Regions from separate parts of the Homo sapiens genome. Here region 1 is linked to region 2. A link is a contact called in ENCODE Hi-C or POLR2A ChIA-PET data. All regions are on one chromosome and are shown on one strand. Each heading gives the region's core, a stretch centred on a gene start or an enhancer-like site at or near the end of the contact. The rest is flanking DNA. Distances are from core to core; before and after follow the strand shown.

Region 1 (5,831 bases), core at 2,827-5,326, 200 kb after region 2:
TTCAGAAAACTTCCAGGTCTTGTGTCAGGGCAGTTATCAAATTATTTTAAGTTATCTCTACCCTTATTAGAGTGACACACCTTTCAGACCTTGAGGTCTCTTCTTCACCTGGTTACCTCCTACTTAGCTTTGGTATCTGAATGATTATGCTTGGTCCTGGCACCCTTCTTCCTGCTCAGGGTCGGTTGAGGGGTCTCACTTTGTGCTCACTTAACACACTGTGCTGCCTAGGTAATAACACTCATCCATCTGTACACTCCATTAGATCATTTAGATCATGAGTATTCTGAGGATACACACACAAACACCTAGGATACAGTAGTCTCTCAAAAAATGATGAGTTTGTGATCAAATTTGGTAGGAAGTATCAGAGAGGCAAATGTATAAAATTGAGCCAATCAAGAATTACTGCTAAAGATGGTTTAAAGCTTTCCTTAAAGGGCATGTTTTTCACACATAATTTCTTCTCACTTGCATCTATCACTTGCATCTATTTTTTTCCTGAGTTGGGAGGTAAGAATAAGATTGTAAAACACTAATAGTCCCTCATTTACTGTCACAATTTTACTATATTTTGTATGTATATTTGGTATAAAGTTATGAGTGCAAGTATATTTTTAATTTAGGCAAATAGATTTAGATGACATAAAGGTTTTATATAAGTAGAAATAAAAGTTTTATATAAATTCTACTGCAAATTATATTTTTAACCCTTCAGTAGTTGAATATTTCTAATTTACTGAAGTGAATTTGTTTTTATCCCTACCCATCAGGTCTTAACCTGAAAAGAGTTTGCCCCTATTCATTTTTCTTCTGTTTAAATCTACAAGTGAGAATTCGACCATTACTCAAGAATGTATTTACCAAATGCAGACTTATTTTCCCAAGCTTACTGAAAATGCATTTCTTAATATGTTATTGATTATCTTCCTTGCTATTTTGTTTGCTTGTAAACATACTAGCTTTGGTAGATAATAAATGTGAGAGGAAGGCAGGTAGCAAAATATTTAGGAACTGGATTTATTCTGCTCCTGAATAAACAATAATTGGATAATCCATGTTTTGTTTGTTTTACTTATCTAGTGCAAACACCCCGAAATTCCCCCAATTCCCAAAGGTATTTTAATTTTGAAAATGGAAACGACCTTGATACAAGGAACTCTCAAAACCATTAACCATGTTCTTCCAACCCTGTAAATACTTCTCTGTCTTATTTATACAAAATGATGTCAATAGAAGATGAATTTGGTACAGATATGTCCCTACAAGCTCAGAAGGATATTTTATCTTAGCCCTATTTGTCAAAAGACAATGTTTTAAGACTCTTCAGATGTTAATTATATAAACTGAGTAGCTTGAATTTACTAGAATTTCAAACAGTAAGAAAACAAGGTTTTCTTTGAGGAGAGATGTAGAAATGGGAATGGTTTGTGATTAATTTTGTGATTAATCCAAATTTAAAACAAAATGAAGACATGCCAACTTTCACTTGGCAAATTGAAACTAAACACCAAAAACATTTAAGTCCTATTTGCTTATGAGATTGTAATCCTTTTCTGGTTTGTTTCACAAGTTTTTAGATATCCAGCCAACGCTGTCACACACAGAAAATGTCACAAGAGAAAGGGCCAAAAGCCCTCTAGGAAGAAAAAAGATAAGCAAAAATTCCTCAAAACTGTCCTGTATATTAAAATCTCCAGGTTGGCAATAAATATTTAGAAGAAACTCATTAGATATCAGCTTGAGAAAAGATTACAGAATGAAAAACTGGTGATTAAATAACAAAAAATGGCAGTAATAAGACCCAGACTCATTGAAGGCATTTCTCTGGGATGAACAGCATGAAAGCTTTTGAGAATCTCTCACACTTACCTACATATTTCCTAACTAATTGGAAAATGAAAATACCACAAGATAAAGAACTAAAAGCTATATGTTTTTAGAGATGGAGGGTTATTTATATATTCAATTTATATTACTGAACATCTTCCATGAGTCAAACAAACAGCTCTTCTTGGGGAAACGAGGATGAAGAAAACAGTCCCAAGGACTGGGAGAACTATCTGCCTAATGAAAATGTTATACCCTAGTAAGGAAATGTTGATTATATAAACCCAGTTCAAGATTTTGAAAATATTAATTATTTGTATTAATTACAAGTTTCCATGCCTTAAAACTCACTCTGAGTCTTCTTTAGGCTTTGAAGGCTAAGACCAAAGGTCGCGCTAAGCTATAGAAAATAAATGATTCCTGCATAAACACATTTGCCTTTGATAAACTATTTTCACATTTTTTTTCATGGTCCATTTCATCCATAGAAGAGAAAAAAATTTTAATTGGGGAAACAACTGGAAGAGTTAGTCTTCAATACCATGAATTCTATATAGCCTTCACTTCCGGTTTGGAATTCAGGCTGAAATGATCTTCACTACTACTGGTTTTGGGGACCTATGAAAGCTTATACCTACACTACTACTTACATTACACCTTGTTGCTCAGGTTTCAGCCATACAGCTAAGGTAAATGATGCCATCAGCTTTGGAGAAGGAGGAGAAGAAAAGCAGCTCTTGTGATTTCCAAAAATAAAACTTGCAGAATTGCTATGGGCGTTAGGATGCAGATCATTCTTGTCTGGTGTGATGCAGCTACTGAGGCCTGCTGAGAAAAGGGCAGTGTAGGTAGGGTGTGAAGATCTGTATGGGCAATCCTGAATACAAAACCGCTGGGTACAGAACTGAATACTTTCAGCAGCAGCAGAGCTGTGACAAAAAGTGCTTCGGTCTGGGAGTCCACATACTGCTTGGGTTGGCACGATGGAAACTTTCTTGAAAGCTCCCACGTTCTCCAGCCTTGGGAAAAGACCTCGTGACTCAGTCAAGGATATTGAAGCAAAATAGGCAAAGATCAACATTTCAATGACCTGAAACAAGAAGCCAGAGCCCAATGAAAGAACTGGGCAATTCATGTTTACAAAAAAGCATTCTCCTCCTGATAAAGCATTTCTAAATAAATAATCAGGCCCACGCCACTTGCCAGCAATACTTTGAAGCAGGGTACTTTAAGTGATGTTGCGATACTCCATTTTCTGGAAACTGCAGACACGTTCTCAGAGTAAGGTAATACCAACGACGTTCTTAGCAATGGCGAAGACATGAGTAGCTGCTGGTATCTGGGAATCAAAAACGTAGGGCGTCAAGGGAAAGCTGCTGCACCTTTAAAACTGAAGCTCATCCCAGGCCTGAGGACTTTGAGCTCCTAGAAGCAACACTACTGAACTTCTCAAAAAACATTTTGAAGCACAGTGCTCAGAGTAAAATACTCATCCTTTTGGTAAATCTCTTGATTGCATTGGGCAAATCAAGCACTTTATAAGTCCACAGGACAACCAGTAATATTTATAACCAGTTATACATAAATATTTATATAATATATGTGTGTGTTTTATATATATATAATTATTAATAATATATTACACATACAATAATTTTGTGTTGTTACTTCACCCCAGGGAATTAGCAATGGCATTACCAGCTCTACTTAACAGGGAAAAGAATCTTGTAGATTTTCTTTACACATGCACTGTACATTGTAACCCAGAGCTAACTTACAGATGCCCAAAATAAAGCTGGCAAAGGACTTTGGGCCTTTCCCCTTATCCCAGCATGTGCAGCAACTTTAAGCTCAGAGTAAAGCTGATTAGAAACCCAACACCATCTGTCTGTCCTATGCTTTAATATTTAGCAAAATGTTTCTGTGTTTCCTCATATGACTATGAATTTGTAGGTTACACATGGATCCCTAATACTGTGCAAGTAATTGTATTGATAAATAAGCTGAGTTACCATTTCTTTATTGCATTTCAACCAGTCCCCTCAGTGTGACAAATGGCTCTTCAACAGGACCGCTGTCCCTCGTTGCCTGGCAACGCTGCTGTAACCCCTGGTTACTCAGCAAATAGGCTGTAGCAGCAGGAATGCTGGAAGGAAGACTTGGGTGCCCAGGTAAAGTATTCTGCAGAGCAAACACTTGGTTACCTGAAGCTCAGAGCGTGGTCTGCTTGGTGGCCCTCTTGGAACTGAGCTGCCCAAGCTTTCCGCTGGTACCTCAAGCAGTGGGAGGGACCTGGATGGGATCATGCATACATAATTTTAAAGTAGCAGTACACCTTATCCTATAATCCCCCCTCTTGCCCCTCCTCTTTCTTGCTCTCATGCACCTCAATCCATTTAATTCCTTAATCAAAATGATCTACCACTATTAAACACCACACAAGGAATAATTTCCAGTGCTCTTTCTTTTTGGGGGAGAAGAGGATACAAAATGGAATTCTAAACTTTTATATATTGATGCTCCCAAAGCTTGGCCCATTGATAGAAGTTTCGGTTGACTATTCAGTTGTTGCTGTACCTTTCACCCAGGATAACCTCTCCATAATACATGCTTCCTTACATTATGAGTAGCATCTGATGTGATCTCTAAATGTTGGGTTTGGAAAATCAGTGACTTTAATTAAACTAAAGAAGCAATGGGATTGCTGACTTTTTGGCTGCTTAATTGGATAGGAACGTGTGTGTGTGTGTATATGTGCACATTTGCCACCAATTCTATAGAGTTTCAATTATATCCAAAACTCTCTCTACTCTGCCATCTGGGACATCTCATCCTAGATGAGAAATATTCTAAATCAGCTAATACTTGTAGCTTTCCCTTTGTATTGTAAAAATGGAAAATTTGTTTGGGAAATAACTGGTCGATTGTGATTTTGTTCTCTATAAGTTATCTTTTTTATAGAAATGTTTAGAAATGAGAGAAATGTTTCATGGTGTTTCTTGTTAGTAAAGCAGCCAGAGAAAAACCAACATTGTTCTTTATTAGATTCCCTTTTATTTCTCTCCCAGAAGAGAGCTGGAAACCACAACCCATTTATATATCAATTTTATCAATTAGCATTAGTTGCTTCCAGAAGAAGCCTTTCTCACCCTTTGTCAAAATACGCTATTACATTCTTACCAGAAAAACTTTAATTTAAAACAAATTTTAGGGCAAAGCACAATGGCTCATGCTTGTGCCTCCTAGGGATTTGGGAGGCCAAGGTGGGAGGATTGCTTGAAGCCAGGAGTTCAAGACCATGCTGTGCAACATAGTGAAATCCCACGTCTCCAAAAAAAAAATAAAAATAAAAATAAAAATAAAAAAATTTAAGCCAGGCATGGTGGCACACACTCGTAGTCCCAGCTACTTAGGATGCTGAGGTGGGAGGGTTGTTGAGCCCAGGATTTCGAGGCTGCAGTAAACTATTATCACACCACCACTGCACTTTAACCTGGATGACAGAGTGAGACCATGTCTCTAAAAAAAAATTTTTTTAAACCCAAATTTTAGTATAAAGTCAGCTAATATGTAAGGACTTCTCAGAACTTGGGAAACTATCTTTGAAAATAGGTATTATAGAGCACAGTGAATTAGACAAATGGATTATTCAGACCTGCTACAAAACATGAAGTCAACCTACTTTCAAACAAGGTATTCAATGGCTGGCTTCTCTTTATATCTTGTGAATCCAAGAACTAATTCTCATTTTTTCTAAACTTTTATTTTAGGTTCAGGGGTACATTTGGAGGTTTGTTATATAGGTAAATTGTGTGTCATGGGGGTTAGATGTACAGATTATGTCATCATCCAGGTAATAAGCACAGTACCTGATAGGTAGTTTTTCAATCTTCCACCTCCTCCCACCCTTCAGCCTCAAGTAGGTCCTAGAGTCTGTAGAGTCTGTTGTTCCCTTCTACGTGTCCATGTCTAACTCTAATTTTTTACTGTAGTGCTTCAAC
Region 2 (4,993 bases), core at 168-2,667:
TTTATTGACATTTCTCTTTGTACACCCCTCCTCTCTATGGGGCCTCAGCTCATGGGTACTATCAAATTGATTTAAATATTGATTGACATAAATAACATTCATTGAGGGCCAGCTATGTTCCAGGACTGGAATAAACATCAAGGATGTAGAGATGAATCTTATAGAATTGCCCCGGTCCTCAAGGAGCTCACAATCTCGTATGCAAGAAAAAACGGAAACAGCATTAATAAAGATGTATCCAGACTCTAAAGGTCCAGAAAAGGGGCAACTTAACTAGTCTGGTAGCAGAAGAAGGGATGGGAAGGGTAATTTTAAGTAGAAGTCTTGGAGGAGATGCTTGGGCTGAACGTTAAAAGATGAGTAGAAATAAGCCAGGGAAGTCGGGGAGGGGCAAAAATAGAGAAAAAAAAGAAAAAGCAGAAGAGGGTATGAAATTGCAAGCACCTCAGTACTCCTGGATGTAAATTCATAATGAGAAATGGTGATAGATAAACCTGGAAAGGTGAGCAGAAGTAAGATAATGCTACCTTGGGGCAGTGGCAAGGAGCAATGGAAATGAGTAGGATAGACCTGAGAAATGTTAAGTAAAATTGGTAGAATGGGAGGCCGAATTGAAAAGAGAAGGGAGGATAGGTATAAAGTTACTCCCGGTCTTCTAACTTGCTAATGGGGATGATGAAGACATCATTCAACATAAAGAACGAAGGAGAAAGAGATCTCCAATTGCTAAGGGATTTTAGATAAGGATTATTAATAAACAAAAGAGAATGAGACTTCAAGGCAAATTGGAGAAATTCGGCAGAGTTTTTTTGTTTGTTTTTGTCTTAGTTTTTTCCATCAGTCCCTAACACAAAGGCTAGCACACAGTAAGGATTCAGTAAATATTGTCGGATACAGGAATTAATAGTGAATAAAGCACCAGGGAAGCTTTAGACTTAGGATAGGACACCGGAGATTAATCCAAACATGGTTTGTAGCTCTAGTAACAAGTTAGCTCTTTTGAGCCCCTTTTTATTGGCTTAACTCTGTCCCCCTGGCTAACCTCACTCCCAGGGAATGGACAGTTTTCTTTAAGAGCTGGTATCTGTTCAGATTCTCTTAAACCAGTGTTCTCAGTTCACAGAATTCGGTGAGTGCTACAGTGCCCTCTAGAGGAGTTTGGTTTTCCCCGATTAACAGAGGAGCTGTGGTTTCATTGAGCTTCTTAGTTTCGCTTTAGTTACAGACTACTAACAGCATCTGAATTCTCTTGGAGATGGAATCAGAATTATAGGAGAGGGATTTGAGGCTTGGGCATCCACGCTGTGTGAACTGAAAGCCATATTTACATGGCTTATTGAACAAGGAAATACGAGTGCCTCATCTGAAAGGGAGACGTTAACAGTGTGCAACCCCACCCTCTTTGGTGAATTTCCCAGGCACAAATAGAGAAACTCATAAAAGCTGGACCAGGGGCAGTGACTCCCTTGCATCCATGCAATAGTGACAGCTAAGTCCAGGCAGCTTGCTCAGCAAGGTTCTGATCTGAGAACACTGTCTCTTTCTCCTTTGTTGACACTCCACATATTTATGCAAATAACTAAATAACTTTCAGATATGATAGCAGAATCAAATTTTTAAAGTGCTCACAGATAGAAGAGAGATTTCACTTATTCTCTATGGTCTCAGAAGGCATAAATAAGACTAGGCAAGAAAGTCAAAAGACTGCAACTTTTTGGTCAATATAAATAATATATTTCTATTTGTTGAAGAATTACAGCTGTTTGAAATAAACATGAGCTACTTCATGAGACAGTGAGCTCCTTTTAGTTCCATGTTTTGGAGCAGAAGCTGAATGGCCATTCACCAGTTTTTCTGAAAAGGTGATTTACGCAGAGAAATGTATAGGGTAGAGTTTAACCAAAATTACTTTTAAGGTTCTTTCCCAGTCTATAAAGTTATGATTCTATTATGCTTAGTGAGACTAATTTGTCCAAGGTGACAGTAAATCTAGTTACAAGGTCAGCAATCTTTATCTATAAAGGATGAGATAGTAAATATTTTAGGCTTTGCAGGCCATATGAGCTCTATTGTAACTCAACTCTGCTGCTGTAGCAGGAAAGCAACCACAGAAAATATGTAAAGAATTAACATTGGTGTGCTCTAATAAAACTCTATTTACATAAACATGTGGCTGACCCCCAGGCTATAGATTGCTGAACTCTGGTAGAGCAGGTCATATTATGCCCACGCCAACAATATCCAAGTTCTAATCCTCCAAACTTGTGAATGTTACCTTACTTGGTAAAAGGAATTTTGCAGATGTGGTTAAGGATTTTGAGATGGGGAGATTATCCTGGATTATCCAAGAATGCCCAATGTAATCTACGGTCCTTATAAAGGAAGGCAGGAGGGTAAGAGTCAGAGAGAAAACATGTAAGGACATAAGCAGAGGTCCAAGGAAACACTGCTCTGCTGGCTTTGAAAATGAAGGAAGGAGCCATGAGCTAAAGAATGTACGATGGGTGCGGTGGCTCACGCCTGTAATCCCAGCACTTTGGGAGGCCAAGGCGGGCAGATCACCTGAGGTTGGGAGTTTGAAACCAGCCTGACCAACATGGAGAAACCCTGTCTCTATTAAAAATACAAAATTAGCTGGGGGTGGTGCTGCATGCTTGTAATCACAGCTACTCGGGAGGCTGAGGCAGGAGAATCATTTGAACCCAGGAGGCGGAGGTTGTGGTGAGCCGAGATTGCACCATTGCACTCCAGCCTGGGCAACAAGAGCAAAACTCCATCTCAGAAAAAAAAAAAAAAAAAAAGATTGTAGGTTGCCTCTAAAAGCTGGGAAAATCAAGGAAATGTTTTTTTTTTTCCTAGAATCTCCATAAGAAACACAGGCCTGATTTTAGCCTAGTGAAACTCATTTAGAGCCTCTGATTTCCAGAACTATAAGATAATAAAAATTCATGTTGTTTTAAGCCACTGAGTTTGAGATAATTTATTCCACCAATAATAGGAAGCTACTGTATCTGGTCTAGTGGAAAAGACAAAACTGAAACCTGGATATCCTGATGTCCAGTTGCATGTTATTCCTATTACATCACGTTGAATAAATGCTACTAATATATAAAAACTGATACTTCTTATCAGATCATATATCATCTATACTAAGAGAGAATATATAGTTTGGCAGCCATAGGAGATTGCAAAAATCACAACTCTTCACCTTTCCCTCTGTGCAGGTCCTTTGCAGCTAACTGTATAATTAGTTCTACTCATCAAAAGGAGAGTCTGTTTATTCCCCACCACTTCCAAACATGGTTAAGCCTCGTGCCTTGCTTTGGCCAGTAGAATAAGGTAAAAGTAACATCCTGACGGTTCGGGCCTCAAGTGTCTTTGCATGCTTCTGCTTTCTTTCTTGGAAATCTGCCACTGCCTTGTGAGAAAGCCCTGCCTTGGCTGCCAGATGATGACAGGCTTGTGGCCCATTTACCCTGTCACCCCAGATGACAGCCAGCTGTCTGACAAAGAGTCACTGAGGAGAGGGAATCTATGAGGCACACTCCCTAATTTTTCCATTATCACACCATAAAAGGAAATCAGTTGACAAGGAAGTTATCTGCTTTCATCTGAAGTCATTGACCTGGTTCTCAGAGAAAAGACCAATTGAGATCAATCGGATAAAGGCCTGTGAAAAGATTACTGGACCAAATCTATAACCTAGTGCTGAAATGTAGAACATTTGCAGTAAAACCAAAAATAATCTGGGCATAGAAGAACTTCCCTGTATTTTATGCTCCAGAAGTCTGAGCCTTTATTCTCCCTAACCAGCCTTGGTGTCCTACCCTCTATGGACAACTTCAGTGTGTGTCAGCTAGTAAATGGGACAAATAGTGATACCACTAACTCCTTAAGGCTTAAAACAAGGTAACATAGAATATAGAGAGGGTATATCATTAGGGAAGAAACTTTTGGGGGTTGTGATGTGTGGTTGTTATGTAAGAAAACTGTGGGGTACCAGATGAACTGGAGCAGTCCTGGGGGCTATGGGGGAGAGTAGTCATAGTCACAGGTCAACTTGAGGACAGTGCCAGTAAGTGCAGGGTGTCAAATATGGGTCTCCACTACCAACTGAGATGAATTAAATATGGCCCATTTTTGTCTCATTGTTTTTGGGTTAGACAAACACTATATACTTTTTTGCATTATTGATTTTTCAGTGGGCAGATTTTTTTTGCTTCATTGTTTTCGATACTGATTAAATCATGTTTGCTTTATGTGTCAGAGGTAAATGGAGTAATGTTTGCACTAGGATCAGCTTTTTAAAATACATGCCCCCTTTTTCTGGTCAGTAACTTTTGAAGAATAAACCACTTAGATGGAAACAGGCAAATGATTTTCCAGCTTGGTCACAAAAAGTCATTGTTGTGTTGCCTGGATTTTTGTTGTTGGTTGTGTAGTTTAGGGCCGAGGTCTATTTTATTTTATTTATTTTGCCCTTGGGAATACAAAAAACTGTGTAGCAAATAAACCAAGAGAAAACAATATAGCAAACCTTGCTATATCCAACAAATAGAGCATGAAGAAGGTAAGGAATATGTGAACCAGGCAGATAAGGAAGTGAGGTTATTTTCCAAGTTGATGAAGAAATAATATGATACTTGTATCTTCCCCTTTCATAATAATAAGTTACTTATAATCTACTGTATATTTTGAAAATTAATGTTTTAATTTCCATTTGTTATAATTGGAATGTAATTTTTATAAATGTAAACATTTCTATTTGTAATAACCTACCACAGTGCCTAGATTTCAAAGTAGATTCAAATGATTTTGAATCTACTTTGTTTTCAAAAACATTGTTTTAACATTAGGACATAGCTGTTTTCCTATACTGCATATCTGTATATATTTACATTACATGTGAATTTTTTCCTTTAAAAAACAAAAATTTCTTATACTTGATGGAATCCCATATATCTTAGTCAATTGTTACACATTTTCAATATAG

What was found. Hi-C counts contacts between places; a loop is a spot of excess contacts on that map. ChIA-PET counts read pairs that join two places held with the same protein, here RNA polymerase II (POLR2A).
Region 1: a loop to region 2 is called in a map of Caco-2, with 2.3 times the contacts of the local background. The contact joins the promoter of USH2A here to the enhancer-like site in region 2. A Hi-C loop is called at or near these places in 1 of 168 maps with a recorded cell type or tissue (Caco-2). POLR2A ChIA-PET finds 5 or more read pairs at or near these places in 1 of 52 experiments (OCI-LY7).

What each region holds. Positions count from the first base shown.
Region 1 is chr1:216,419,372-216,425,202 of GRCh38, forward strand. It overlaps USH2A (usherin), which reads right to left and starts at 4,077. Exons shown (of 72, transcript NM_206933.4): 1 at 3,843-4,077; 2 at 2,481-3,169. The coding sequence starts at 2,965.
Region 2 is chr1:216,220,199-216,225,191 of GRCh38, forward strand. The region is part of intron 14 of USH2A (usherin); the gene reads right to left. All of the region lies in intron 2 of USH2A-AS1 (USH2A antisense RNA 1), which reads left to right. Among named protein-coding and RNA genes, the nearest start is that of USH2A-AS1, 29 kb to the left of the region's middle. Within about 2 kb of position 1,418, at least 2 of the 41 ENCODE cell types and tissues checked have a DNase peak (open chromatin) inside an H3K27ac peak, as active enhancers do.